Linked DNA regions of Homo sapiens: region 2 is linked to region 1. Evidence: chromatin loops called from intact Hi-C (ENCODE). Cell type or tissue: PC-3. All regions are shown on one strand. Links, peaks and the distances in the headings refer to the core of each region. The heading gives the core; the rest is flanking DNA.

Region 1 (4,398 bases), core at 223-4,222:
GTAGAGACGGGGTTTCACCGTGTTAGCCAGGATGGTACACGTTTTTAAACAACCAGTTCTCATGAGAACTCACTTACTATTGCAAGGACAAGGCCAAGAGGGGATAGTGCTAAACTATTCATGAGAAATCCACCCCCATGATTCAATCACCTCCCACCAGACCCCACCTCCACCATTGGGGATTACAATTCGACATGAGATTTGGTGGGGACACAGATCCAAACACTATCACGTGTATTCACCATGGACTTTCTTAACCCCTTTTCTGCCATTGTCCTTTTGCGAGAAAGTGCTTCTTCAACTATGGTAAACTGAAACAACAGTGAATAAGGAAAATATTAAAACAAATTTTGGTGTATAGTGGACAAAATATGAAGTTACAGAATCTTTAAATTGGAAGAGATTTTAGTTTTCAAATTCTAAAGTCCAACTCACATTTGTCATGCGCAGAATTTGAGAACCAGAAATGTTGAGAGGCCACCCAAGTTTACACAGCGGGTGAGTGAATCTCAGGACTGGGATTCAGGTCTCCTGGGGCTCCATCCAGTTCTTGTCCATCGCCCCATGGAATGTCCCCATGTTTTGTCGAAATACACAAGAAAACCTGGGATCACTTCCATAGCATGACAAGGGCAAAGTGAAAGCACCAAAATTCACTTGCTTTTGAAAGTATGACCTTAATTCCTGTCATTTTTTTCTCAATAAATCTTAATCTGAACTGAAACATTTTATCTTTTTAAGAAGGAGAAAATATTAGTATCTGCATGAAACCTTGCTGTTTCATGCAGATACTAATAAACCATGGCTTACAAGAATGTAGCCAAAGCGGTTTTTTCCCCAGGGAAGAGTTTGGAGGTCTCCAGGGTAACTGTTTCTACACTGTGGATATAAAATCCTAAAGGGTCCCCAATATCATGTATGTATATATATATTTTTTCTTTGTGGATAAATGACTCAAATTAGCATAGTCGCTGTCATCTCAGAAGCCACCAGAGTAATTTAGAAACTAAGATTATAAACCATACAGCACATGTCATAATCTCTACCTGGAACTGACCTGGCGAATTGCCACGTTACCAACTTTTGAACCAGAATCAAATAGATAAGCATTTGCAGCTCTCATGGTGAAGGGTGAGCCACGTCCAAGAAGGTTTGAGAGGTATTTCAAATAAGTCAGACCTCTGCAGACCAGGTTTACTGGGCCCATCTAAGAATTCTTCTGCATCTGCAATGCCATGGATCCATGGATAGCCGATATGTGCATGAGGAGGAAAGGATTGATTTGTTTTCTCAACAGGCTGCCAGATGCACTCTGTTGGTATTCAGCCTCCTGACCTGAATCACTAAAACTAGAGACCTGCTAGTTAGTTAACTTTAATCTCTATTGATGTCTAATAAGTCGCCTCTAGTTGCCTGGCACTTTGGGAGAATGTTTAGTTAAGAACAATCTCAACAAAGCACCTTATTTAGAATTGAATCCTTGCATGTCATTGCCGGGGCCCCATCACGTCTGCCTTCAAGCCACTGTGAGAAAATGATGCAGGAAAAGAGTTGTTGAACTGAACACCCCCAGATTTGATCCTGAAATTCAAAAGGATAAAGACTTCTCTGATTCACAAGTGTCTTAAGTGTAGCTATTTGAAGATCATAGCAGCAGGTGGTATTCAGGGACTGAGCTGATGTGCTCATGTTGGTAGAGAAGGCAGTTTTGGGTTTTTTTGGTTGTTGTTTGTTTGTTTGTTTGTTTGTTTTTTGAGGCGGAGTCTGGCTGGCTCTGTCACCCAGGCTGGAGTGCAGTGGTGTGATCTCGGCTCACTGCAACCTCTGCCTCCCGGGTTCAAGCAATTCTCCTGTCTCAGCCTCTTGGGTAGCTGGGATTACAGGTGCCCACGACCACGCCCAGCTAATTTTTCTATTTTTAGTAGAGACTGGGGTTTCCCTATGTTGGCCAGGCTGGTCTCGAACTCCTGACCTCAGGTGATCCGCCCACCTCAGCCTCCCAAAGTGCTGGCATTACAGGCATGAGCCATTGTGCACACCCGGCCAAGAAGGGCAGTTTTTGAATTGTGTAGTGAATACCACCCTATGCTGGTTACCATGAATTGAAATTGGAGTCATTCATACAGGCATAAGGTCAACCTGCACTATATGCATGGATGCTCTTGACCAATTTCAATGACAAATCACCATAATTTGTAAAGTCCTGGTGGTACTGAACAGTCATTAAAATTACACATTATAAATATATGCATTACACACACACACACATCTATTAACATGCAATTTTAGAATGGCGTACTATACTGTGTCTGATACTTCGGGGAAGGTTAGGATGTCAGCATTGATATCAGGTGACTTCCGGCATCATGGCCTGTAATCACAGTTTATCGTGCCCTCACTAACAGCCACACTTTACCGGCCCACCTGTGTCAACACCACTCAGAATGAGTCACTCACCCTTGGTACATGTACGAATTACCTTTCACATTTCGTTTGTCAAAGAGGCATAGGTCACATCTGGCAGAGTTACTGAGTCACTGGTGTAGGAATCTGAAACCCAAACTGCCTCCACTGAATTCTCTCCCTCGCCTTTATAAATGTTCTATTTCACCAATAAAGGGCTGTCAGCCTCAAGATTTAAAGGTTTAAGCTTGAAGGGGCCATAATTATTTCTCTAGGGCTCTGTTGAGATTTCTGCAGCTTACTCATTCATTGTTCCCACATGATTTTATATTTGTCATATTTTTCCCTGCAACAGCAGAAGTCTTTAAATTGCTCCATACAAATGGAAAGCTAAGGTTAACACAATAAATCTGAACTTGACTTTCCATACCCATTTTACTAATATGAAAAGGCTGACTAATACATGATTAGAACAGTGGTTATACTGGCGGGCTTTTATTAGAAAGATGTTCTGTCTTTACCCAGGTTATTTCTTGGGGAAGTTGTTTAAGTGGGATTTTCACTTTACTCCTTTTTCTCTTCTACTCATAGGTCCTGAATGTTCCCAGAACTACACAACACCTAGTGGAGTGATAAAGTCCCCCGGATTCCCTGAAAAATATCCCAACAGCCTTGAATGCACTTATATTGTCTTTGTGCCAAAGATGTCAGAGATTATCCTGGAATTTGAAAGCTTTGACCTGGAGCCTGACTCAAATCCTCCAGGGGGGATGTTCTGTCGCTACGACCGGCTAGAAATCTGGGATGGATTCCCTGATGGTAAGAATGACAGGAAGCACCCCAAAAAGGGAAGGTTCTGGAGGAAGGGCACCAGTATTCTTTTACAAGTCTCATGATACATGAATCATTAAAAAAAACCTCAAAAGGACACTGGAAAACAAAGCAAAACTCTCTATATTCAGAGCAGTGATGAAATATTTGAGCTCAAGAAGACCTTAGTAATTATCTAGTCCAATTCCTTCATTTTATAGATAAGAAGCTGAGGCCATGAAAGATTACAAAAGGTTCTTTTAGCTATTTTTGTGATATAATTGAGACAAACACATAGTTTTTCTCTCTAAACTATTTTGCTCATCCACTGACCTGGCTACTCATCATTAATTCACAGATTGTAAGAGGATGGGCTCTTAGTAATTCCATTACATCAAACCACTCATTTTATAAATGCAGAGACCAAGGACCTGAGAGGTTGAGTACTTAATAAAATTTTAAGGCTAAACTATGCATCCGTTATGCTACAAAACAAAAATTTGGAAAAGGAACGAGAATGTTTGGGCATTCCTAATTTAGACAGGTTCCCTGTACATTCTCTACAGATTTTTCATCTTAGGGAATTTGAGTCACCTCAATACATCATTTATAGTCATTGACCTATGCATTCATATACCTAAAAAATATTTCCTGAGCATCTGTCATGTACCAGGCACCATCCTAGCCACAGGGTAAGCAAAACAATGAAAGATGCTGCCCTTTGGAGTTTCTCTTCTGCCAGGTAGAAGGAAACAATAAACAATGCACGTTACAAATAAATGAATTATGTGCATGAAATGTTAGAAGGTGAGAAGTGCTATAAACAAATCTCCCCAAATGAAAGCAAGAAAAAGTACAGCAGAGTCAAGGGATGAGAAGTTGGGAGTGGGGAGGTATAGGTTGAAATTTTAAATAGGGTGGTGAGGTTAGACTTTTTTTTTTTTTTTTTTTGAGACAGAGTTTTGCTCTTGTCACCCAGGCTGGAGTTCAGTGGAGCAATCTCGGCTCACTGCAACCTCCGCCTCCCAGGTTCAAGCAATTCTTCTGCCTCAGCCTCCCGAGTAGCTGGGATTACAGGTGCACACCACCACACTCAGCTAATTTTTGCATTTTTGGTAGAGACGGGTTTTCACCATGTTGGCCAGGCTGGTCTCGAACTCCTGACCTCAAGAGATCCTCCTGCCT
Region 2 (4,398 bases), core at 162-4,161, 1.3 Mb before region 1:
TTTGTACCATGGACTCCCATCTCCAGTTGTGTCCCAGGAACTGGCTGAGAGCATGTGATAGTTTTCCCTGTAACTGAATGCATCATCTTTTGTTTTTGTTTGTCCTTGTGCCTGTCCTCTGCCCAACCACCCAAATGACAAACCTAGACACCTAAAATCTGTCATTTTCCTTCATAATGGCACCCATCCACCACATACCAAGTCCTTTTAAATAAGTCTCCATTCTGCATTTGAATAATTATACATCCTGATTGTCTTTTCACCACCTTTCCATTAGCCTTGGCCCTCATGACTTCTTCATTATTAGACTAATGAGCTACGAGTGTTTACCCTCCTAGTCCTTCTCCATACCCCTTGAAACCTCGTGCAGAATAAATGCAAGTTAAACTGCTGTGTGTTAATGACACCCCGCAGTTTTCAGGATAAAGTCTATATGGCTTAACTTAGTTGTCTTTCATCTTCCCCTCTTGATTACCTCAGTCTCTTGAAACTTTCTCAAATATTAGTAACATTTCTTAAAAACTTGCTACTTACAGGAAACATCCTAAGCAATTTGTCATAATCAAATGAAATTTATGGGGAAAAAACAAAACAAAACAAAACAAAACAAAACCTATCACTACTGAGCCCAGAGGAGTGAAGAAGTTACCTAGGGCCACGCAGCTGGTGAGTTGTTTGAGGCTGACTCATCTTGAGAGCTCATTCATGATTAGCAACCTTGTGGTGGTAGAATGAGTGGAATTCCTGGCAAACCGCAGGATAAAGTGTCTCCATCTCCATTATTCTGGGTCACTTGTGTGGACGTTGTCTTGGGAAGCAAATGAAGGCAAGTAGAGGGTTTGGCTTTCCTTAGAATAGATTTTCTTTAAAACTTAAAATTTTTAAACTCTTTGTGCTTGACTAAGTCCATTAGATGGCACTAGTATTTACCTTCCAGAAGATTGGCATTAAATTTCAGTATTAAAGCAATTTGTGGATTGGGGGAAATATTTAACTTGCAAGTTATTTCTTTTACCTGTCAAATATGGGAGTGAAAAGATGGGCACACAATATTTATTCTGTGTTCAGTTTTTTAAAAACATTGCTAAACAGGTTATACTAATGAAGAGTTGATAAAAAGAATTTTATTATTTAGTTACTTTTTGAATAAACCTGCCAGTTGATTAAAATGAGCCTAATTTAATCAGTATTGTATTGCATACTGAAGATAATTTAGGCTAATGTCAAGGACACCGTTATCTCTCCTTTGTAGAAGGTGTTGAAATAATGAGAGTAGCAAAAAAGGAGTCAGAAAATGAAGTTTTTCATCTTTGCCCCTGGGTGGGTATTTAAAAATCACACCCTTCCTTCTTGCATGCAAATTAAACTGAAAGTCATTTTGTACTGTAATATTAACCTTACATTTTACAAAATAAATTTATTGAACTTTGATCTTTTGCTAATATTGGTTTGTGGTTGTCAGAATGAATTTGAGGTTTTCATTGTGTGTCATTTTCACCTGGACTTTCATTCAGAACTTGAAGTGAACAGAAGTGGTGGGTTTGATATATCTTAATTTGAAAATAAATCACTGTTAAGCAGCAACTCCTAGTTCTACTTTCTTCTTTTTTTCTGAATCACTTTTTTCTTCTCTATCTACCCTCCCCACTCCAGCCCATGTCTTAATAGAATCATCTGAATTCCTTTCTTCCTTTAAAGTAGTTAAACGGCCCTCAGTTTTTCTTGTGATGCTTTTAGATGGAAGCTAAGTCATTGCTGAGGTTCTTGTTCAAATTGTGAAGTCAGCAGGTAAAGGGATTATGAACTCCCAAGTGAGTCCCCTATACAAAGGGCAGGTTGCCTTGGAAACAAGGCTAGTTCTTAGAGTTGGAAATACCATCTTGTCTTTAAATGCCAGGGCTGGTGATGTGCTGACCCCTGCTGCATCATCTCTAGACCTAACATTGTGTGGAGAAGTTTTCCATGACTTTGTGCAAATTGCTTAACTGCTTCCCAGTTCTGATTGATTGGCCAAAGCCACAGCCAAGTTTTCTTTTCTAGTGCTTCTCATTTTAAATATAATTTGCAAAATTTAGGACTAAGGAAGTGATCCTTCAAGTTTCTATTTTAGAATGAAAAGTTTTCCACTACTGATTGCCAAAAAATAAAGTATAGAGTTTACCAGATGGCAAGACATTTTAGTGATGAGTCATTTTTTACAAGTTCAACAATGGAATGAGTGATGCGTTAAGGAAGCCCAACGAGGGAATGTCTCGGTTCTGTGAGATGGTATTACTTGATGGTAGAGACGGAATTACCCTTGTTTCTGACGACACTGGATATGAACTGTAGCAGGGAGCTCAACGGTACAAGTTGGTAGGAGGAGGCAGTTGTAGCTTAAGTGGGACTCCTACTTTCCCTGCATCTAAACATTCGTAACTTGCTGGTGGCACAGCAGGAGGAGGGTTTGAGGGTGGTGTGTGGGTATGGAGACAAGGGCTCCCCACCCGTGGAACCAAGCCCTGGTTTACTATATCCAGCTAGCTGAAGAGGTAAAAAGACTAGAAAGAAAGGGCCTTCCTAACTAAAGATCTCAGCTCTGAAAGACTAGAAAGGAAGGGCCTTCCCACTAAGGATCTCAGCTCTGTTTTTGTGGACTCACCAGTGGATGCAGACATTCAGAGGAGCAGGAGAGCAGGGCATGCTCCTGCCTGGTCGTGACTGTCCTGCTATGTTTCTGGGTTGTGCATTCACATTGGCAGCTTTTCATGCCCTGGGACTATTACAGCGTAGGGACTGGGGGAGATTTCAGGATGTGACTTATGCCTGGGAGTGAAGGGAGTGGTGTTTAGTGGAGATTAGGAAGAAGATGGAAAGTATTTCACCCCCAGTTGCTTGCTCACTAACGTTTAACATTGTGATTGGTGCTGTGGGTTTTGGTGGTGGTTGTCTTTTAATTACAGTTTAGAGAGGCTGTGTGTGTGTCTGTGTATGAGAGAAAGAGAGATTTTGGTTTATCTCGTTAAGACCTATCTATTTCCTACATGGTGTTGGATTTTTTTTTTTTTTTTTTTTTTTTTTGATACGGAGTCTCTCTCTGCCACCAGGCTGAAGTGCAGTGGTGCGATCTTGGCTCACCGCAACCTCCATCTCCCACGTTCAAGCGATTCCCCTTGCCTCAGCCTCCCGAGTAGCTGAGACTGCAGGTGTGTGCCACCACGCCCAGCTAATTTTTGTATTTTTAGTAGAGACGAGGTTTCACCATGTTGGCCAGGATGGTCTCCATCTCTTGACCTCATGATCTACCTACCTCTACCTCCCAAAGTGCTGGAATTACAGGCATGACCCACCATGCCTGGTGGACTTTTGATTAATAAAAATATTTTGGCCGGGCACAGAGGCTCACGCCTCTTAGAAAAAAAAAATCTTTTTTTTTTCTTTTAAGCAAAATCCCTACTGCAGACTGTGTTGTTAATTTAAAGAGTTACTATTGAGGGATTCTCTTATTTATCATTTGTTAATGCAGGCATTTCTGGATACACGTAAACATATGAATTGTCAAGCTAAATTGTTCACAGATTAGAACACTATGCTGTTGACCCCTGTTTCCACGTTACTCCCTCTTAGATATGTTGGAAGGTTGGCAGAGTGGCAAGGCTGGAACATATACCCATAGGTGAGGTACTGCTCTAATATCACAAACCATGGGGCTAGAGCCTGAGACGGGTTTGAGGTCAAGTTTCCTGGTACTGTGTACGAGAAAGTCTATCCACACTTTGCCATTCTTGGCTTAGCCAGTAGGAACATTCGCTAGTCTTTAATGTGCTCATGGTATTTTAGTGTTCTTTTCTAAGTTTTAGGTCTTTTTTATCAGACAGTATATACCCTTCTTAATATGCTGATGAAGCGTGGAATTAATCTCACATGCATAACATTTAAAGTTTTCCAGTGGCAAGCTTAAGATTCTTGTTCTGTAGCGAGTTTTTATTGGTATAGTTTGTATTACTATGATTACAAAACATCATTGGTTCAAATATATCCTTTTGCTTACTCGTCCAGTTAAACACTAGCTCTATTTAAATGAGTTTTTAATGAACCATGCTAGCAAGTAAGGCTCAGAGAATGATTAAGGATTTAGTATTGTCTCTGTGTCATTAAAGTAAATTCAGTCATCAGAAAGCTTACAAATTGATTTTTAGTTCCCTTTTTGTTGTGTCTACGTAATAATTAGTTACTACATCATCGCATTTGCTTCTGAGATTATTCATCTTGCCCATTTGCCAGTCTTACCATGTTCTCTTTGAGGGAACACTGCATGTGTTCATGATAAAATCACAACTCGTGCCACTTCCTCCAGTTTGGAGTCAACCTATCTGTATGTGATTAGCCCATTTCTGAATTATTTTGTTCTGTCTTACT

What was found. Hi-C counts contacts between places; a loop is a spot of excess contacts. Peaks named below come from ENCODE experiments on the same cell type or tissue, not always from the same donor. Only the 100,000 strongest peaks of a DNase experiment are listed, where the experiment ranks them.
Region 2: a loop joins it to region 1, with 3 times the contacts of the local background. A loop is called at or near these places in 1 of 110 quality-filtered maps.

Annotation. Positions count from the first base shown.
Region 1 is chr10:33,262,470-33,266,867 of GRCh38, reverse strand. It overlaps NRP1 (neuropilin 1), which reads left to right. Exons shown (of 17, transcript NM_003873.7): 4 at 2,995-3,222. Among named protein-coding and RNA genes, the nearest start is that of NRP1, 70 kb to the left of the region's middle. RefSeq lists an enhancer at 1,943-3,142. In PC-3, for the core only: no CTCF peak of the experiment used is centred there; DNase peaks (open chromatin) are centred at 1,387, 2,457, 3,147, 3,817 and 1 weaker place; H3K4me3 peaks cover 1,472 bases; H3K27ac peaks cover 4,000 bases.
Region 2 is chr10:34,524,743-34,529,140 of GRCh38, reverse strand. The region is part of intron 2 of PARD3 (par-3 family cell polarity regulator); the gene reads left to right. Among named protein-coding and RNA genes, the nearest start is that of PARD3, 290 kb to the left of the region's middle. RefSeq lists enhancers at 420-995, 2,386-3,141. In PC-3, for the core only: CTCF peaks have their summits at 910 (motif pointing right) and 1,916 (motif pointing left); DNase peaks (open chromatin) are centred at 720, 1,890, 2,250 and 2,780; H3K4me3 peaks cover 2,787 bases; H3K27ac peaks cover 3,845 bases.